Regions from separate parts of the Homo sapiens genome. Here region 2 is linked to region 1. A link is a loop called in an ENCODE intact Hi-C map of the cell type or tissue named here. Cell type or tissue: dorsolateral prefrontal cortex. All regions are shown on one strand. Links, peaks and the distances in the headings refer to the core of each region. The heading gives the core; the rest is flanking DNA.

What was found. Peaks named below come from ENCODE experiments on the same cell type or tissue, not always from the same donor. Only the 100,000 strongest peaks of a DNase experiment are listed, where the experiment ranks them.
Region 2: a loop joins it to region 1, with 4 times the contacts of the local background. A loop is called at or near these places in 3 of 110 quality-filtered maps.

Annotation. Positions count from the first base shown.
Region 1 is chr11:112,583,595-112,593,945 of GRCh38, forward strand. No RefSeq gene overlaps it. Among named protein-coding and RNA genes, the nearest start is that of LINC02764, 33 kb to the left of the region's middle. In dorsolateral prefrontal cortex, for the core only: CTCF peaks have their summits at 1,291, 4,750 (motif pointing right) and 4,954; a DNase peak (open chromatin) is centred at 4,807; H3K4me3 peaks cover 322 bases; H3K27ac peaks cover 968 bases.
Region 2 is chr11:112,730,727-112,741,077 of GRCh38, forward strand. It overlaps LOC105369496 (a long non-coding RNA gene), which reads right to left and starts at 6,815. Exons shown (of 3, transcript XR_948018.3): 1 at 6,716-6,815. RefSeq lists a silencer at 3,587-3,787. In dorsolateral prefrontal cortex, for the core only: no CTCF peak of the experiment used is centred there; DNase peaks (open chromatin) are centred at 5,174 and 5,525; H3K27ac peaks cover 3,347 bases.

The sequences.
Region 1 (10,351 bases), core at 996-8,995:
CCAAACTGACACATGTGGGCAAGACATGGACTCGATTTGGACAAAGAAGTTCCTGTGTCTCATATGCAAATATATATCTGGCATGATTTTTCTGAGAGAAGGCATTTGAGTACTGTTGGTGATGACTGTGGCAGGAAGATAGAGATAGACTTAATGTCACCCCATGCATGAGGGCAACTGCCAGGTATATGGGGGCAGGGGGAGAGTACGTTTCTGTTCCGTAATAATTCTGCTAATACCTAATAATAATAACCAATAATACCTAGCAATACACTAACAATAATACCTAATACCTATCTAGCACTTATGTGCCAAGCCTTTTATGTGTATCATCTCATTAAATCCTTACAATAACCCTCTGAAATAGAAATGATTATTGCCATTATTTTACAATAATGGGGAAACAAGGACTCGGAGAAGTTAAGGGACTTGCCCAAGGTCACACAGCCAGTATGTGAAGAAGCTGGAGTTCAAAGCTAAGTCAGACCAAGTAGACAAAGGCAAATAATATACAATCCCTGCCCTCAGGGAACTCACATTTTAATTGGTAGATTAACTCATAAATTATAACTAAAGGGTATTTTTTAAACTTATAATTATTAGTCTGGGAGTGGGGCATAGGAAGAAATCGTGAAGTGGGGAAATAGGGAATCTTGGTAGCTGAAGCTTGTCTCCTGAGCTTTGATGGAAGAGAGTTTGCAAGTTTGAGGGAGGAGGTAGGGTGGGTTTGGATCATAAGTGGAGAATGGGATCAGGAGGAAGAAGATGGGGACAGGAGCCAGGAGGTGTTGCTGGGCTAGGCCAGGAGGAGAGGACCTAGTTCTGCTCCTTGTGGGAGCAGACCTGGAGGACATAAATGGGCCAGGTGAATTAGGTTGTGTGCTTCAGTGTGTGAGACACGCGAAAACCTCCATCTTCTTCCCTGTGAGATTTTTCTGTAAAGTCTACAAAAAAGTCGCAACATCTGAGTGTAGCTGATTACTTATGATAAAGTGAAGGAGCTGAGGTCAAGCCCAAGGGTGTGACAAGAGAATCGCACCCTGGAGTCAGAGTGGGGCTGCTCTGAACACGCATGGGTATCTTTGGGCTCCGTAGGAAACGATGCACCCCTGACCTGATTCAGCCAGCACAGGGTGTGGTCAGTTAAGGGCAGAACCTTTATGGGGAGAAAAAGGCTTCTTTCTTGCAGGTGAGTTTAGCCCCAGGGCAGGGAGCACAGCGTGGCAAGCAGTGGGAGGGCTCAACTTCTGGCCCCTCACCCCCTCTGCTGGCTGTCTTTGGACAGGTATAAACTGCAGTATGATCTTCAGGGGACCAGACATTTGTCTGACACAGAAGGACAGCAGACATCTGGGTTACAAGGTTGTGATGATGCTGAGAGGTGTGGAGTTGTGTAGAGGTGTGGAGTTGTGTAGAGGTGTGGCCAGGTGGCCTCCAGGCCTAGGAGAGGGAAATGCGTTCTGCCTGGCCAGGAGGGCTCTCAGGTTGAAAAGATCTTCTGTTTAAGCCGAAGCCTGGGGAAAGAGTAGAATCTCATCAGAGAGATGACAGAGACAAGGCCCTTTCTGCCCCTGGAAAGCAAACATAAGTATGAATTTAGAACACTCTAGGTGGCTGATAGCATCATGAACTGCAAACATTAGCTCTCTACAAAAATTCTCCATAAGAAAGGAAGACCTCCATGCTTGTCACGCATTGCAGCTTCAAAGCAAGTCTTCTACTTCTCCTTCTAGTTAAGCTATTGGTCTTAACTTCTCCTGCACAGAAGATGCCAGTGGACTCACTGATCATCCATAACTGGTGTGTGAGATGGGTAGGCAGGAGGAGAGGATTCCTGGAGATGAGGGTGGGAAGGAAGTTTGAGCAAAATGTAAAGGAGTTGTAAAGGGGTGCAGGTAAGGTTTCTATTACAAGGTTACTGGGGACAGTTAGTTATCATTAGCTCTCACACCAGTTGGTACATCTGTTGAGCTACCCTGTCTCCTAGCAAGGCACTCACAGAGCAGGACACAGGACAGGTGAGCTAGGATGTAAGGCTTGGAGAGGGGAATCCTCTTTAGGAGGACAAGGCTGGGTGGGGTGGCAGAGAGGAGTCCAGAAACACAATGGGCAACTAGTAGTCAGGGCATAGGGAGGGATGATAAACTTCATTCACCTATTCTCATTTTCAAATACTATGTGGTAAACAGCTACCATGTGCCAGGTATGATGCTAGGCCTTGGAGTATACAAATGAATACTTCTTTTTCTCCTCTATCTACTTCAGTTTATTTTCTAGGTCTGGCCATGATACATACTCACCACTTTGCCTATCTTGACTGTACCAGAATTCACGATTCCGTTTTCAGAATTCAGAACTGACATGCTAGCATCTCTCTTTTCTCTCTGGAACACAGGGGGTCTGGAGTAGGAGTGTTCCCTAAGGAAGCAGGGACAGTCAGTGAGTGAAGAGAAACAGGCTGGGCCGAATGGGAGTTGTGTCCAGTCAACTGGGAAGAACAATGGAATATGGTGATTGATAGCTTGCATTGGCTCTGAATTCTTAAGGAAAATGAAGCCTACAGCAGAGCTATAATAACATATATCATCTCTTCCCTGGGAAGGAGAAGCAGTTGTACCTTCCTACCTATTAATCACATCTTCCATTAATCAGGATAACTCACCATAATTGTGATTACAGTTGGGAATCAATTAATGTTCACCTTAAAATAAAGTGTAGAGAGGAGAGCAATTAACGTAATAGAGTTAGAGCATCAAAATGACACAAATGTTATTGACAATTATGAATCACATCTTGCAGTTTTCGGGTCCTCTGCTCTTTCATGGAGGGGTTTACAGTGGAGGAGGGGAAGCAGTATCAGATCTTCCAGGTGAAAAACGTGAGGTCTGGCTCTCCTCATTACTATCCACTAAAGCAACATGCCAGTGGCTTCCAAGCCATCTTCTGCCTCCCTTTACTGCCTCCAGTTCCATTGGCTGCTCCATGGACATCATGCTTCTCTAGGCTACCCCTGTCTACATGACTAACTGACTACTAGCCTGAATTCTTAAGGAAAATGCAGCCTGCAGCTGATTAACAAGCCTCCAGGACAAAAAGGAACAGGCCCAAAGAAGAGCCAAATTTCCCTGTTGTTAGAAAGCCCGATGTATCTCAGGCTTGGCCTAGCTTTTTTTTTTTTTTTTCCCAAAAGAAAAGTCTGTGGTCTTTCAGACATGGACCATTTGGGTGTTTGTTTGATGGGTGTCATCTGGAAGGGATTAATAATATGAAATAGATTTAACATAACCTAAACAGAAAAACAATTCATATTGAACTCTTTAAGGAAGCACTTCTTGCATCTGTTTATGCTCTTTTCTCCCTTGTAACAACCCTGAGAGGGAGGTAGGCTGAGGTTTTTATTTTCTTTCTTTTGACTTTTTCAGATGTAGAAAGCAAAGTCTGACTGAGTGAAGGACTTGCTAAGTTCACACAGTTACAGGCAGGCTGGAGCCCAGGTAGGCTGTCTTATCATTAGGCCTGCTGTACAAAAATTGTTTTAACACATCTTACCTGATGGGCGCTCAAGTCATATTCAACCTGAAACAATCTCCTTTTCTGGATGAAATGCTCCTTGGGAAGCACTCCAGATGATGGTAAAAGATCCTGAGTTCAGTCCACCCCAGGCCTTTAACACACGTCTGCCAAAACTTGAGGAAATCTTGCAAAGGAAAATTTAGACTTGAAGCATTCAAATTCACCTGGAAGAGATCTCAGGGGTAATCAGATCCACTGGTTCATTTTCCAGATGAGGAAACTGAAGCCTGGAGTGGTAGGGGAAGTAAGGAGTGACTGGGGTCCATTTCCAGCTTTGGACAGAAACCTCATAGCCTCACTGGGCAAAGGGGATGGGATTGGGTTGTAATCTAAGAGAAATTGAAGCTGCAATAACTGAAAAAGAAATATTTGCAGGCTTTACCCAAATGCTTTGTGTAGATTTGGTCTGTGTCCATATGTGGTTGTTGATTCAAATATTTTGAGTCCTGCCAAATTTCCCATTTATCTTAAAGATGAATTTATACATATTTGCTGATTCTTTAAGTAGCTAATCTTTCATCTTTTAAACTCTCTGAAAATTCCAGATTAGCGTCTGAAAGTGAACATCTATAGATATGTGTCTGTCGGGGGAACAGCCATTGCAGGTAAACAGAAGCTCTGACAGAGGTGAAGTTCCGGGGTCTGGGCCTAGCCCCTTTTTTCTTCCCTACCCAGAAAAGGGCATTTCATACCCATTGCCCAGGGGCCAAGCCCTGGGGGCTGCCTGGACAGGGTGGCACAGCCCTACATGAGAATGGCTGTAGAGGCTGAGATTTCTGTTTGCTAGCTGAGGGCTTCTTCCCTCCACCTCAGCCATGCCCAAGGACCAGTCTGGCTACTGCAGCAGCCGGCATGGACCTCTCAGAATACAGCAGTGAGGCTGTTATCCGTAGTCTTCACATCGAGCCTTTGTATGTCTCAGAATGTCAGTTTTGATTCAATTGCCAAATAAACTTCAGAACATTGATGACCCACAGGCACTGAGTTTTTTCTTTTTTCTCTTTTAATCTCTGTCAGAAAAGAGAAATTGCGTATGGGGATATTCCAGGGTGATTGATCTGTAATCCTACCTACAGGCCGCCCTGAGATCTGCTGCCCTAATTAAGCATAGCTTCTCTTAAGATCAATGCCCAACATCCTGCACATTAGTCATTAGAACTTCAAAGGCCTCCATATCCACTAGATGGCAGTAGTCAGTTAATCATGTAGACGGGTAGCCTAGAGAAGCGTGGTCCCCGTGGAGCAGCCAAGCTCTAGGATTTATAATCAAGTCCAGAACGTCTGAATATAAAGATACCCTCTCCCCTCCTCCATGCCCCAGGGATTACTCTTGCTCTTTTAATTATTCTTTAAAATAACAGCTGCTTTGGGCTAGGCCATTTATGATCCACACATGACTACGGCAGAAAAGACATAGAGACCTCACCCAAAAGCTACAGCTGGGGGAGTGGTGTTTGAACTGTCCCTTGCTGAGTCAAGATGAAGTGCATTCAGCTGCTAGCTCCTACTGCTAGGAAAAGATTTCTCCATTGTCCTTTTAAGCCACAGCTCTCCAGGCTTTGAGGCCTTCAAATCAGGGACCTCAGCCAGACCCTGAGCCCCAAACCACAATTTACCACACAACTGTGCTGAGCTCTAACCAAGCACTAATATTAATTTATGGAACCACAAAGCTATTATTACAAAGTTTGTATTCTATTTATTTTTTTTCTGAAAATAAAAAAAAAAAAACACCTATTGAAAAATATGTCTGAACTGGAACCCAGCCTACATATTTCCTAGAACGACTGAATTGGGACTTGAGAATGTTCTGTGAACCTGAGTTGAACTGAATGTATATTTCATAGGCCTGGTGCCCTGGTTGAGACCCAGTTCTTTAAAAGACCCTTTATTTTAGCTGCAGGTGCTTCCAAGTCTGTGCTGGCCCCCAGTTTTGGAGAGTCTCAGAACTGGGTTGCCTGGTATGTACCCCCAAGGCAGCCTTTCGTTTAGAGATACCCCCAGCTCCTTCTGTAAGCTCCTTATTAGGCTGTTTTCTCTCGTTGGTCTTGATCATTTCTGTAGCAGCCAGAGAGTCTGATGGTTGGATCTGAGATTTATGTAGGACACTTGGCTAAAATATAAACAGTGGTTTAGAGAAAGGGAATCTGCTTTGTGTCAACAGTAATGTGAGGCTGGGGGGCCTCCAGCAAGCTGAATTGGATGTTTATCCACTGAATAAAGTCACTACATCATCTGGCCCTGTCTGAGCAGAGGGGCCCTGGTGGGAGAGCAGCAGACTCCCTGCCAACTCTGTAATCTGTTTCTGAACTTGCGGGAGGCCTCTTGGGCTGCCTGTCTCTTCTTACCGCACCTCACCTGGGTGGGCAGATGGAAAGGGGACCACCGAATCAGATTTAGTAAGCATCAATTTCTACTTCTAGGTGAGTTGATCACTTTTTGAGGGGGCACTTCATTTTATCCATGTGACAGCCCTCTGAGGACTTTAGGTGGATCCAGGCTTTGTGGGGTTTGAAGCTTGTACAATTAGAGGGAGGTGGCTTTAAGAAAAAGAGAATAAAATTACAAACACAAAAGTGAATCTTGATTCAGAATGACACAAAATGAATCTCACACACACAAAATCACTAGAGCCCTAGAAAGTCAGGTCTCTTTTGAGATCTCTTCAAGCAGTTTATCAGAAATGCTTATATAGAAACACTTCCACACATGCACACACACACACACAAACACACCCTCCATCCCTGTCAGCCAGACTTCCCCTTCCCCCAGAACACTTCCACACAGAAACTCCCCACGATCCCAGGACCATGAGGTGAAGGGGGTGGGAGGCTTAAGCTTTGCCAGGCAAATCTGCTCTGCAAGTAGTGTGATGACCGCCATTTTGCTCTGGTGATGCTGACTGACACATTATAGACTTGTGCAGGACACAGCCCTGATAAGGTGTGAAGCTGAAATTTGAAATCAGAACTTCTGCCTCTAAACCCTAATGTGCTTCCCACGGCAGGCTGCAGTCTCCCTCTATGCTGCCACAGTGCTCTGGGACTCTGTTGGTCTAGCCTGAAATCCACTCTGGAGGGCCAGTTTTGGTCTGAGTGGCAAATCCTACAATCCTCTTCCTTATCCTGAGGCCAAGGAGAAGCCCTAAGGACAGGAGAGCGGTGGTCCTTTCTGGGGGAGATGAACCGTTCCTGCTGTCGCAACTCCTTTCCTTCGAATGCTCGCTCCATTCTTGGTTGTTGACTCCTGCACCTGAAAAGGGCTTCACATCTTCTGCAAGGGACTGGCTTTCTGAGGGATAGGCTCTGTGAGAGGGGCTCTCAGGAGAGGCTGTCTGAGGAAGTGACTCTGTTTGAGAGGAGCTCTTGGATGAAGGGACTCTCCGAGGAGGGGCTTTTTTCGGAGGGACTGTCTGAGGAAGGGGCTTTCTGAGGGAGGTGCTCCCTGAGAGGGGCTCTCTAAGAGAGGGGCTGTCTTTGGGAGTGGCTCTCTGAAGGAGGTTCTCCCTGAGGGAGGCTGTCTTTGGGAGGGGCTGTCTGAGGAAAGGGCTGTCTGAGGGGGCCTCTCTTTGAGGAGGACTGTCTGAGGGAGGGGCTGTCTGAGGGAGGTGCTCCCTGAGGGGGGCTCTCTAAGTGAGGAGCTGTCCTTGGGAGCAGCTCTCTGAAGGATGTTCTCGCTGAGGGAGGCTGTCTTTGAGAAGGACTCTCTGAAGGAGGGGCTCTCTTGGCCTGTCCTGTCCTGTCAGACCCACAGGGCTAAGCGTGTCTTTGTTATGACTTTGTATCCAGGCCTCCCTTTTGAAGGCCTTTCTCTACTCTCACTTCTGACTGCCCTTCCTCTGAACCCTGTCTTCTTACTCCCTCCTCCCTTTCCCAATAAAGTCTTTCCCTCTGAGCAAGGATCTATTGTTAGTCATTTGTGTCTTAGGGTGAATTTAAGTCATTTGGTTTCTTCCTCCAGGATGAGTTGTAATTCTCCATTAAGGAACAAAAGCCCTAACCCTTCAAAGGAATGGGAGGCAGGGGAGTAGATGAGGGTTGTGACCTGACTTGGGGATGGGGATGGAGGGATTTCCACAATTTTGAAATTATATCTCAGAGGCAGCTGTTATACTTTTTTTTTATTTGTAAGGAAAGAAAGACAGAAAATTTAAATGGATTGGCCATCTACCAAGGTCCTGTGCTAGATACTTTCAGAAATGTTACCTTATTTAATCCTCAGAGCAACTGTGAGGTAGGTATTACAATACTCTTTCAGTGGATGACCTGGCTGAGGTTAGAGACAGTTACAGGGTCACCTAAAACAGAAGGAATAATTTTTTGGTAAGCACCTGTCTTGTGCCTGGCACTCCATTATTTCTTCTCCCAAGTGTCTCATTTATTCTTAAAGCACTGTCAAGCATGTAGTATTAGCTCCTGTTTTTAAATGGGAAGGTTGAGAATCAGAGTAGTGAAGTGGCTTTTCCAAGGTTCCAGGAATGTGAGAAATTACCTTAATGCAATGTGGCCTCTGCATACTCTACTAGATAAGTTCTGTCAGAGGTGTCAGAATAGGAGGATTCACGGGCCAAATTAAAGTGCTTAAACTCACAGTTTACTAAATCTGTTGAAAACCCAAAGCAACAGCAAGGGGAGAGGGATAGGGTAGGTTAGCTCACTTCAGATGGGAGCTGCCAGGTGGAAGCACCATACTCCTTGGATCCTGGGGTATATAAGCTTGTGTATCTTCCCTCTCTCTGCTGCATCAGCCTTCCCTGCTGATGGTGTGGTTATGAGGATCACAATTGAGATTTGAGCAAGAAGGCCAAATACACACCAAAGATCTCTTGGGCCAAAGCATAATTTTGCTGTCTGACAGGAGGAATATGGGGGCTAAAACAAGTTTGCTTAGCTATAGCTACAGCTTGCCAATTAGCCTTCCGAACAGTCGAGAATGTATTTGCATTTCTTTCTTTCTTTTTTGAAACAGAGTCTCTCTCTGTCGCCCAGGCTGCAGTGCAATCTTGGCTCACTGCAAACTCTGCCTCCAGGGTTCAAGCAATTCTCCTGCCTCAGCCTCCCAAGTAGCTGGGATTACAGGTGCCCGTCACCATGACTGGCTAATTTTTTGTATTTTTAGTAGAGATGGGGTTTTGCCATGTTGGCCAGGCTGGTCTCAAACTCCTGACCTCAGGTGATCCAACAGCTCGGCCTCCCAAAATGTTGGGATTACAGGTGTGAGCCACAGCACCCGGCCTTATTTGCATTTCTTATACAGAGCACCTGGGGCCAAAATGAGACCCTGTGGGTGTCAATCAATGGGTACCTAATTTAGAGTTGATAAAGCTTTTAGCCCAGAGATGGCATGATTATGACTTGTTATCTCTATGACTTTCTATCTATAGTTAGTAGATAACACTCTGATTTGTTTTATTATATGTCCCATTTACAGTATATATCTTTAGGATGTCTTACAGGTTACTAACTCAGTAGCTATAATTAGCATATCTTATGAATTCTGCCTGTCTCACAAGCTGCTTACTCACTCATCATCTACACTTCACACATCCTATGGGTTTTGCCTATACCTCGTAAGCTGCTTGTTTGCCTTCTATCTATGCTAGCTTTAGTTATCCATTGCTATATAGTAAAATACTCCAACACTTAGCAGCTTAAAATAACAATTCACATTTTCCATCTATCATAGTGTCTGTGGGTCAGGAATTTGGGAGCAGCTTGGCTGGGTCGTTCTGGCTCTCATGAGGTTGCAGTCACAATGTCACCCAGGGCTGCTGTCATCTTAACTGGAACTGGGGGATTTGCTTCCAAGATGTCTTGGATGTGGCTGGCAAGTTGGAGCTGGTGATGGCGGTAGCACCACATGAACTGCTCTGCAGGGCTACTTGAGTATCCTCATGGCATGGCAGCTCTCTTCCCCAAGGGCAAGTAGTCTAAGGGAGAGCAGTGTCTTTATGATCTGGCCTCCAAAGTCTCACACCATCATTTCTGCAGTATCCTATTGGTTATGCAGAACATCCCTGCCCACCCTGGGAAAGGAATATACCGGGGTCAAGGAGCTAGGACCACTGGGGTCATCTTGGCGGCTGGCTTCCACAATGAATCCAAAATTACCTGATGCTTGTATGTCCTTTTAAGTTTCATCCACCCAGTTTGCTTTCTTGATTCTATAACAGAATTGGCTATCCAAAAATAATGCAGCAAACTCACATTACAGTCCTGCAGCTAGTAGGTGGTAGAGAGGCCCATCTGCTTCCAAACCTTTTCACTTCCCCAGGCTGCCTCCTTGGGAGACTGGCTGTATCTCATGCCCTAAGCTCTGAGCAGATTTTGAAATATTAAGTTACAGCTATTAATAACAAGAAAAGCAACTATAACAGCGATCATAATCATCATCATCATCACTGAAGCATGCTGCTCAGTAGAAACATTATGTACAAGGCCCTCACAGAGCTGCCCTAGGGGGAACTGAGAAGAGCTCTGGGCTAGTGGCTTAACAGGAGAAGGAGGTGGTTGTTTCCTGTAGAAGATACTTTCATCCCCTAGACATGGGACTCATGACTGAACAGCACCTAGAAGTCCTTTAAACTTAAGATGTGAGACATCATAGAGCCTCTTACATCTGGACACGCATCCCAATCTAACTTACATTTCAATTTACCATCCTCATAAATCCTGACCACTACTTTTGGTTATAATATTGTCCAATGTGTTCAATTCTGTTTTGCCTCCATTTATGGTATTATATTTGCTTCTAATTAGTGGCATCTCCTTTCTGGGGC
Region 2 (10,351 bases), core at 1,666-9,665, 150 kb after region 1:
GGAGTTCAAGACCAGCCTGGTCAGCATGGCAAAATGCCGTCTCTGCAAAAAACACAAAAATTAGCCGGGCATGGTGACACACACCTGTAGTCCCAGCTGAGGCGGGAGGATCACCACCTGAACCTTGGAGGTTGAGACTCCAGTGAGCTGTAGTTGCACCACTGCACCCCAGCCTGGGTGACAAAGTGAAACCTTGTCTCAAATCATCATCATCATCATCATCATCATCATCATCCTCTTATGGAACCACTGTTAAGGATGAGGTTCATAATTGACTGAAACATCACTGTACAGCACATGACTGTACTTTAAATCATCTCTGGATTACTTATGATAGCTAATACAATTTAAATAGTATGTAAATAATTGTAATACTCTGTTTTTAAATTTTCCTATTATTCGTTATTTTGGTATTGTTATTTTTTATTAGTTTAAAAATATTTTTGATCTGTGATCGGCTGAATCTGCAGATGTGGAACCTGCAGATACGGAGAGTGACTGTATTAGCATTGACCTGTTTTCCACTCTATCTGAGTTGAAAATGTCTTCCAGACACCGCTCCCAGGCTGCCTTTCACATGCCCCTGGGAAGCCTGGAGAGGCTCTTCGGTGGACAAGGTTGAGATGGAGATGCTGTGTTCACAGCTATCGACAGAAAGGGAAATGAGAGGAGAGTGGTTTCTGTGCCTCCACTGGGCCCAGACTGGAGTCTGAAGTGAGCAGAAAGCCCTGATTCCACTTCAGCTGTCGAGGCAGTGTTGCAAAATGGTTAGAGCCCAGACCCTGGGGCCAGATTGCCTGGGTTGGAATCCTGTGGCTACCACTGACTTTATATGTACTCCTGGGCAAGTTGCTTAATCTCTCTGTGCCTGAATTTCCTCATCGTAAATTAAGAATAATGATAAGTCAGTGTCATTTAACAATCTAATAAGTTAATATACAAAGCATACTTAGTAGCAGGTACATAGTAAGCCCTTTGTGAATGACAGGCATTCTTATCTACAGCCCGGAACAAAGCCAGAGGCAAAGCTGCTGCTCTTGTTGGTGCTGTGTATAGAGAATAAAGGCAGTATTTATACTATACCCATGTCCCCTTCTGTCCCACATTCAATGTACTTGGGACACAGACTAAACAGACTTGAACTACCCTTTCCAGAATCACAGGGGCCTCTTCCCAGGTGCACTTCCAGGTTCATCACTGGTCTGCATGCCCCAAGGCCTGAAGGCTGGCCAAAGAGTGGCTATTGAGGGGATGGGACAAGTGTAGATGAAGCTTGAACTTATGGCCAGAGAATCTGCCCCTCTGTGCATGTGGCCATCAGTGGTATAGGATGGCGCCCAGGTGTAAAGAGAAGGAAGCTGGGCAGGAAGCCTCTGTACCTTTGCATCAGGCTTTGTGAATTTTAGGCAAGAGATTGCATAAAGATATAGGGTCTGGCATCCATCTCTAGTTACCCATCCTCTCTCAGCATGTTTAGCAGATCATAGTCTTGATGCCAAGGCAGGACAATGGCACATGCATGGGCCTCCCTAGTTAACTAGAACGGATGGGCAAGGGCTGGGCTTGCACACCTGCTGGCTTGTGTGAACTCATTGTTATTCTGATGGCGAGGACCCTGAACTGGGCTCAGGAACAGGAGCTTCAGCCATTCAAGGCCAGCCCTTCCAGACTGTAGGGCCGAGCTCAGCTGCCCCAGCTTTGCTAGACAGACAACCTAGGGATGTGCCAACGACCCTAGGCTCTGAGATTCAAGCTGCCAAATCCCCAGCGGCAGCCTATTTGCTTAGATTTTTGGATTGCAAGAAGCAGAAACCCAAACAGCGTTCCTCAAGTAATGCAGGATTTTTGGTAAGGATGCACATAGGAATAAGAAAATGAGAAGGCCAGCCACAAAGCCCAGCTTCCAGGGCACTCTGGAGAAGCTGAACAAACAAGCTCTGGGAGGAATTGGCTCTAGGGTGAACCAGGATTGGGGAGGCTGAGAGCAGAACACATGGCAGTGGCATTAGGGCATTAGTGGCATTAGGGGCACAGTCCTGATGGGTCTGGGCTCCTCTCCTTGTGTTTTCCTCTCTCCATGTCTGCCCACTTCTCTTCTTTGCTCTCTGCTCTGACTTCTCTCTATCTCATGGTTTCTTCTTGCTCAGAACTTTGGCCCACCCATGGCCCCTCATGCTCCCCTCCCCAGCCTCTCTTTACTTCATGACTTTTAGTTCCTCTGTTCACTGCTGATATGCTTTGGCTGTGTCCCAAATCTCATCTTGAATTGTGGCTCTCACCACTCCGATGCATCATGAGAGGGACCTCGTGGGAGATAATTGAAACATGGGGGTTGTTTCCCCATACTCTTCTTGTGGTAGTGAATAAGTCTCATGAGATCTGGTGATTTTATAAGGAAAAATCCTTTTTGCTTGGCTTTCATTCTCTCTTGCCTGCCACCATGTAAGACATGCCTTTTGCCTTCTGCTATGATTGTGAGCCCTCCCCAGCCATGTGGAACTGTGAGTCAATTAAACCTCTTTTTCTTTATAAATTACCCAGTCTCAGTTAAGTCTTTATCAGCAGTGTGAAAATGGACTAATATAACTGCTAACTGCCCTATTCTTCCCATATTCTTCTAAGTCATTAACCCTGGGGGAAAATTATCATGCCAGGCCAACTCCTTGCCCACTTGCCAGACTATAGATTAGATTCTTGGGTCAGATGCCTATCACTCAGCTGTAGTCAGTTGAGGGGAACTTACATGATCTAGAGCATGGCTGCTGTGGGCTGTGGGGAGGACAGGTTTTCTGTGACATGGACAACCACTGTTATAAACAATCTGTCTGGAACAGTGAGGACGGGAGCCTGGGTAAGAGCCCTTCCCAGGGTTCACTCACTTGCTTCCCTGTTCTGCTCTTTCTCCTGCAGACCCTCTCTAGACTCACTGCAAGGGAAAGGAAGCAGGAGGATCAATGTGGAGGCAGCCGAACAGAACTGCAGATCTACACAAGGTCTGAATCTCTAAACCTGCCTCCTTTCTCCTCTTTTTCTTTCCACTTGCCTCTGACTAGAAGGGACTGCGTTTACTTAACTGCTTTTTTTAAACAACAAAATCAACAGTGCTCCAGCAAATATTTGATGAGTAGCTTCTATACTGAAGTCTCACTACTCAGCAACGAAATTTCATCTGAAGCCAGTAGAAAACCAGAGATGTGAAATATTTATCACAAATTATGTTTTACTATTTACCCTCATATACATCATCTTGATTTTATTAACACCATAGTAAAGTCACTAGGAAAGCTATTACCATCATACTAATTTTGTGGATAAAGAAACTGAAGTTCAGAGAAGCCCAGTTGACTGGTTAGGGTCACATAGAGAGCAGGAAGGAGCTCAGTACTACAGCTTGGGTGGCAGCACCTCCCTCATGGAACTGTAGCATGCTTTGTCCTATGGGATAAAAGTCACATTATGGCTAGGACATTTCCCTGTGTTGCTTGTATTGTCCCACATGTTGTTTTTGTTGACATTCTTTTTTTTGATCCCAGATCCCTAAGAGGTATCATCTCTTCTTTGATAGGTACCATGCCTGAGGTGCTTTCACTCAGTGCTAACCACCCAGTCTGGGCCATCTACTCAGGGAGTTATCTTCCTTCTCGTCCACATGCTTCTCGGGCCTGCTCTTCCCTGTCCATGGTCCTGGACTCAGGGTCTGCCACTTTGCCTCTCTGGGGAATGGCCACGGTTTCCTCTCCTTAGAAGGCACTCCTCATCCTGAGGTCTCTGCTTGCAAGGAGCCCCATTTCTAAACTCCAAGGCTACTAAGCTTGCTTGGCCTCCAACTTCCAAGCAGCAGTGGTGCAGGATTCTACTTGAATTTTACACCAGGGACTTAGGTAGGAGCCCCCTCCCTACAGGTGGTCAGCTGAATCATGGGATTTTTTTCATCTTCTGAACTAGAAGGAGAAACTTGTGGGTTCAGAACAAGACAAAAATATGAGCCAAGTTCTACGAGAGAAGATAGGAAAGGTGAAGTCTACAGGAAACTTTAATTGCTTTATAGGAACAGGAAGAGAATGTAAAGGAGGAAGCTGGCGCTCAGCCTTCCTTGGAGTGAGGAAGGTGGGTGGAGAAGTTCTCTCTTAATCAGAGCCTGGTGGGAAGCCAGGAAAACTGTGGCTTTAGCTGATTGCTGCTTTAATGGTGACTGGGACAGGGAGAACTGTGCAGCAAAAGTGTGTGAGCTGTGCATGTGTGTGCATGTGTGTTTACAAGCAAGCAATTGCTGGTGCCTTTGCCTTTCCTGACCAACGGTTGACAGTCCAGGCCTCCAGGTGATAATCAGATTTTCCTTCTACTCCTCAGGCATCTCCATGGCATTTGTGAGGGTAGGTAAGATAGAGGTGATGTCTCTCTTACGTAACTGTTCAAGGTGGATGTTCCCAGTTGGCAGGATGATCTGCTTCATACAGTCATCCAGGGTCACAGGTTCCTTCCATCGTGTTTCTGTGGCATCTTCTAAAGCAGCAGTTCCCAAACTTGGCTACACATTGACTCCAATAGCAGCCAAGTTTAAGAACCACTGTCATGGGGCTTTGCCCTCATCTACATGGTGGAAGTGGAATCACAGGTGCACAGGCCTGGAAATTGCACAAATGGCTTTCATTGACATTCCACTAGTGAAAAATTTGGTCATGGTGTATAAGCCCTTAATTATAATGCTATGTGGTAAGTGCTAAGATCCTTACTTGAGCCCAAAGGAGAGGCATCTAAGTCAGCTCTGGGAAGTCAGAGAAGCCTTCTTTGAGGCCATGGTCCTTGGTAGCTCTGGATGACTCTGGGTTGCTTGGTTTGTTTACCTGTTTAATTTCTAGGCTTGGTTTCTTCATTGACAAAACGGAACTAATAACTGAAACTGCCTCAGAGAGTTGTGAGGGGTATGCAAGGTAAGTCTCACAAAGCACTTAGCACAATGCCTATCTGTGGTTAGCACTGAATACATGTAAGCTGTTCATTACTCTTATTTTCTGGGCTACGTGAGAACTCTGGATGTTGCAAGGCTTTATGGGGCTGAGGCACAGCCAAGTCTAGGACTGGATTTTAGTTTCTTCCTTTTGGTTAGTAAATAGGATGAGGCAGCCTGGTATAGCTGCCTGGCAAAAGCTGCCGCTGCTGCTGGTCATTGTGGTGGTAGTGTTGGTGCTGTGTGTGTGTGCATGTGTGTTTGTGTGTGTGTGTGTGTTGGGCTGCAGGCAGGAATATGGATAGCAGAACTCTGCCTTTTAGGAAGGAAGGGAACACAGTGATGCCTCCTTTGCCCAGAATCTGACAGTACAGATTGTCTGGTTGAGCTTGCCTGAGGCCTCCTTGCCTGCTTGGCTCTGAGGGTAGCATGAACCCTCAAGGCAGGCAGGAGCAGGAGGGCATCTTGAGCTTGGGCTGCCCTGATGTCTGCAGTAGGCGTAGCTGGAGTCGGCTGACATCTGTCAGCTCTGGCTTCATTTTCAATAGGACTCAGTGCTGAACTTCCACTAAATCCTTGTTCTCTCTCTCTCTCTCTCTCTCTCTCTCACACACACACACACACACACACACACACACACACACACACACACTTGATGTCCCAGACAAATGTGCTTCTGTGTTTTCTGTACTATGACTGTGCTGTTCTCTGGAACGTGTCTCTCTCCCTGCAGAGCAGCTGGGTCCAGCAGTTCCCTTCCATTCCCAGCACTTTCTCAGTTTTAGGATTTCTCTCCCTTTCTCTACTCTCTTCATCTATCAAGATCACACATGAAGAGGAAGGCTTGGGTAAATCGGGGCAGAGTCCAGGGATCCATATGCATTCACTGTGCTTTAAGGGTCGAAATAGTAACTTCTAGGACCCTCTAGCACCTGAGACATGGGCACATAGGAGACCCATCCTGCTGAGTAGCTAAAAATGTCTATTGGAGGCTCTACAGGTATCAATTCCAGGAGAAGCAAATAAAGAATGGGGTGTGCCTCAGGTCATATCTAAGCCACTTTACTGTTCCCCAGGTCCAGACAGACCTGGCTTAGTTTTTACTTTATTTTATTTTATTTTATTTTTGTCCAGAAAGATTTTTAGAGGCAGTGAGAGGGTCTAGCTTTCCCAGACTCTGCTATTGCCTCTGACAGATAAGAAGATGGCTTCTCTCCTCTCTCTCCTCTTCCTCCTCCCCAATCAAAGTGCCTCCATAACTGCAATTGTCATCACACTGGTAACAGCTATGGATGCATTAGTGGCTCTTCTCTCAGTCAAAACACCTTATTCCCAGCTCTCTCCCTCTCCCAAACACCTGCCTGTCAACCCATTTCAGATGGTTGTCTTCAAAGACTCACAAACCCAAAGAAAAAATTGGGGGGGGGGTGGGGTGAGGAGAGAGATACTTTATCTATGTCTGTCACAGCACTCTCCAAACTAAAGAAAGAAATATAAATCATGTTTCCTCTCCATTTGTGGTCACAGCAGCCAGCTCTGCAAGGAGGGAAAGCAAAGGAGAGGGGAAGAAAGTGCCAGGCTAGATCAGGCCAGGGGCCACCTGTGCACCAGCTGTGGGCTCCTCATTTATTTATTTATCATCAGAAATCCTGCCCAGATTTCCCTGCCAAGGGATCACATCTCCCTTGCAAAATGACCCTTGTTAGGCATTTTTGTTCTGTGGGGAAGGAGATGTGTATAAAGGGGTAAGCAAGAAAGACACAGTACCTGCCCTTGTAGAGCTCAGAGTCTGATGTGGGAGGCCAGGACCTAACAGTGAAATGTGGCTGTTCCACGGTGTGATGGCATCAGGCGGGGGAGCTACCTACACCAGGGAAAGCATCAGAGGAGTTTCCCCAAAGGAAGTGGCAATCAAGGTGAGGTTCAAGGCTGAAGCCAGGAGGAGGCCGCCAGGCAGAAGTGCACATTTGAAAGACTACAAATGCATCAGAGCATGGTTGGTGGGCAGCTTGGAGGTGGTAGAACAATGCGGGATTGTTGGAGCAACCTAGGCAACAGACAATGGACAAGGGGAATACCAATGGAACTTAAGAGACTGCGGGGAGGGAGCCAGCCCTTGGGCAGCGGAATTAGTAGGACTTGGTGGGTGATTGGATGCAAGGGGCAAGAGAGGGATGCCCAGATTAATGGCTCAGACAACTTTGTAGATGAAAGTGTCATTTTTGAGTCACAGGATACAGTGTAGGGGCAGAATTGCACATGGGGATAGTTGGAGGTCACAGGTGATGCCTTCAGCTTGGGCCACTGAGTTGCCTGTGCCAACCTAGTGCAGTTGGTCAGTGGACGATTAGATGAATGAAACCCAAGACCACCTGGTTGTTTCAGGAGGCAAACCTGGAGTCAGTTCATGTGTATCAGGGAGTTGGTAATGCTTACCTAGATCTCTCCTTGACCCTGCTGTCCCTCACCTCCCATGTCAGGGCCAGGTATCTCTCCTAGTGTCCTACAGATTCTTCCTCCCTTTCTACAGAACCACATCTCAGGTGGCTGGAAGGCTGGAAGTTTGGGTTTAGTGGTCTGTTTCCTTACTAGATTGTAAACTCCATAAAGGTAAAGACTATGTCTGTCTTGTTCGCTGTTGTATCCTCAGCACCTGTTACACGATAAAGTTTTTACTAATGATTTCTTAGTGAACAAATGTGTGAATGAATGAATGAATGATACCTTGTCAATGGGGTGTGCCTCTCAGAGGGTCAGAAATTATGCCAAAGCTACCATGACTCCGGCTCTCACCTGCACTACACCAAGAGTGTCCTGATCAGTGCCTGCGCCTCCACTCTTGCTCATAGTCAACCTGTTTTCCTTACAGGCATCAGAGATCTTGTAAAATATGAATGGGATCATGTGACTCCCCTACTCAAAACCCTCCAAGGCTTTTCACAAGCCTAAGGAAAAAGGCAGAAGGACTTAACAAAGCCTATCAAGATCTGCAGGCCTCAGCCCCTCACCCCTCCATCCTCTGGAAATGTCACTCCTCCTGCTCTCAGGTTGCTCCCACGACACTGATGTCTTTCCCATCTCTGAGCACTTGTGTGCAAATGTGTGCAATTATGTGTGAATTTACATACGAGTGTGTGTGTGTGTGTGTGTGTGTGTGTGTGTGTGTGTGTGGGTGCGCACATGTGCCTGGAAATCATCTTCCATCTTTTTGCCAGGTTCAGCTTTCAGTCTTGGCTGGCCCCCCATTCTAAAGTAAACACCAGCACCCGCTCTCTTTCCTCTCTCCTAGTGCTCTTCACTTTTCCTGCACAAGCCATCAGACAGATGAACATAGCATGTGTCTGCTTATTTGTTTAAAGCCTGTCCTCTCCTGAATTGTGAGCTCCACGTCTACCTGATGTCTATTACAGTATCCAGCACACACTCAGTGTTCACAAAGTATTTGAAGAATGAATGAATGAACATGTCAGTTCAGGTGTAGGGAGGGAAAAAGGCCATGTCAGTCCAGTTGTGTTAGGAGACAGAGGCCCTACCAGTTCGGGTATATTAAGGAGACAAAGACTTTTCAGTCATGCAGTCATCCCTTAATGCACTTAAACATTTATCAAGCGGCTACTATGTGCTAGGGGCTGTGCTAGACTATGGTGACTTAACCATAGACAAGACAGACAAGGTTGCTGACTCTTTGAAGTTTGCATTCTAATATCAAGAGAGGGGATACAGACAATACACAAACAGACAAATCAAATTGTTAACTGCTTGGGTTAACACACAGGAAGAAAATAACCAGGATGCTGTGTGGAAGGATATCAGTGCACAAGTGTCAGGGAGTTGGAGGTCTTGCTGGTTGAGATGTTTTGGGGCCTATGCAAAAAGCACAGACACCTTGGGGACAACTGAGTCCCTCTCTTGCTCTTGGCTGACAGGCCTCTCCTGTAGGGCAGACTGTGGGCAGAAGGTGGAGCAGCCATGGGTTGCAGAGCCTGTGGGCTTCTTCTTTCCCTGAATTGACTATGAGGAGCGGAGGATGAGGCTGGGGGTAAATTGTAAGAGAAGGTGGCAAGCTCACACCTCAGTTCCTTTACTGTTTCCTTCATTTTCACTCTGCTCTTGACATTTTAAGAATAAACACTTTTAGTTTCCCATAAAGGCGAAATGCTTTTCAAATCAGAGGCAGGCATTCTGTGAAGCTTGAGGAAAGGACCAGAAGTGACAGATGAATGGGTCTGCTAAGCATCGTGCCCCTGCCCTTGTCCCCACTTTCCTGCACACTTGGCGCTCCCCTGCCCCCACTCCCAGGACAGCTGCCCTGCAGAGGCTTCTGTGCCACCTCCTTCAGTGTAGAGGAGCAGGCAGGAGACATGCCCAGGGCGGCAGGATGGCGTGAGAAGAGAGCCGCACACTGGGCTGCAAGAACAGGCAGCCATCTCGAAGGCCAATGCTGCCTGCTCTGGAGATGGAGGGAGGCCGCACAGCATGGGGGAATCGCTGGGTCAGATCTCAAAGTGCTTACCTTTTCTGGGCCTCAGTTTCCTTCTTGGCAAACAGGGCTGATGACACAAATAGCAAATGTTTGCTGATTCCTTCTAGATGCTGGGGCCACTCTAAGGACTTTGCATGAGTGATCACAGTTTGTCCTCACAGCATCCCTGGGAGATGGGGACCAGGCCTCCCCATATGGCTGGTGAGGGGATCCAGCGTCACACAGTTTGAAGCATGTGCCCCGGGTCCCTTGGTTGGTAGGTGGAGGAGCAGTTTGACCCCAGAGCCTACACTCTTAACAAGGAACACCTCCCTTAGTTGGTGTTTGTGAAGGAGAATGGAAGTGAGATATTGCAAGGAAAAAGTCTGCTCAACAAAGGTCACCACCTTGTATCACCTCTAGTCAAAAGCATTTCCCCCTTTGCCCTCCAGTGCTGCTCACATTTTCTTCATTACAGGCACTTTCCTTGAGTTTGGCCATTGCTGGTTTTAGAACAGGAACCCTCAAGAATTTTGGCTCATGAACTCCTGTAAGAAATTAGAAAAACCCCTTCGTATTTTAAGTTGATGCATAAATTTTGTCATTAGGAGTTTAAATAATTTTATAAGGTGTTTTTCCCAGGTTATTATAAATGTTACCACTTCATAATAAAATTTCTACAGCACTGTTTTAGACGTGTCGGAAGGAAATTCAAAACCATAGCACTTTGATACCTACCATCATCTATATAAAAGCAACAGCAACAAAAAACAAGCTCTTCTTTAACAGTTGGGGATTTTACTATTCTTTTTTCCTCCTTGAATTCCATTTGACTTTCCTACAGAATTTTAGTATACTACTATATATTCCTTTTTTTTTTTTTTTTTTTTTTTGGTGAGACAGAGTCTCACTCTGTTGCCCAAGCTGGAGTGCAGTGGCAT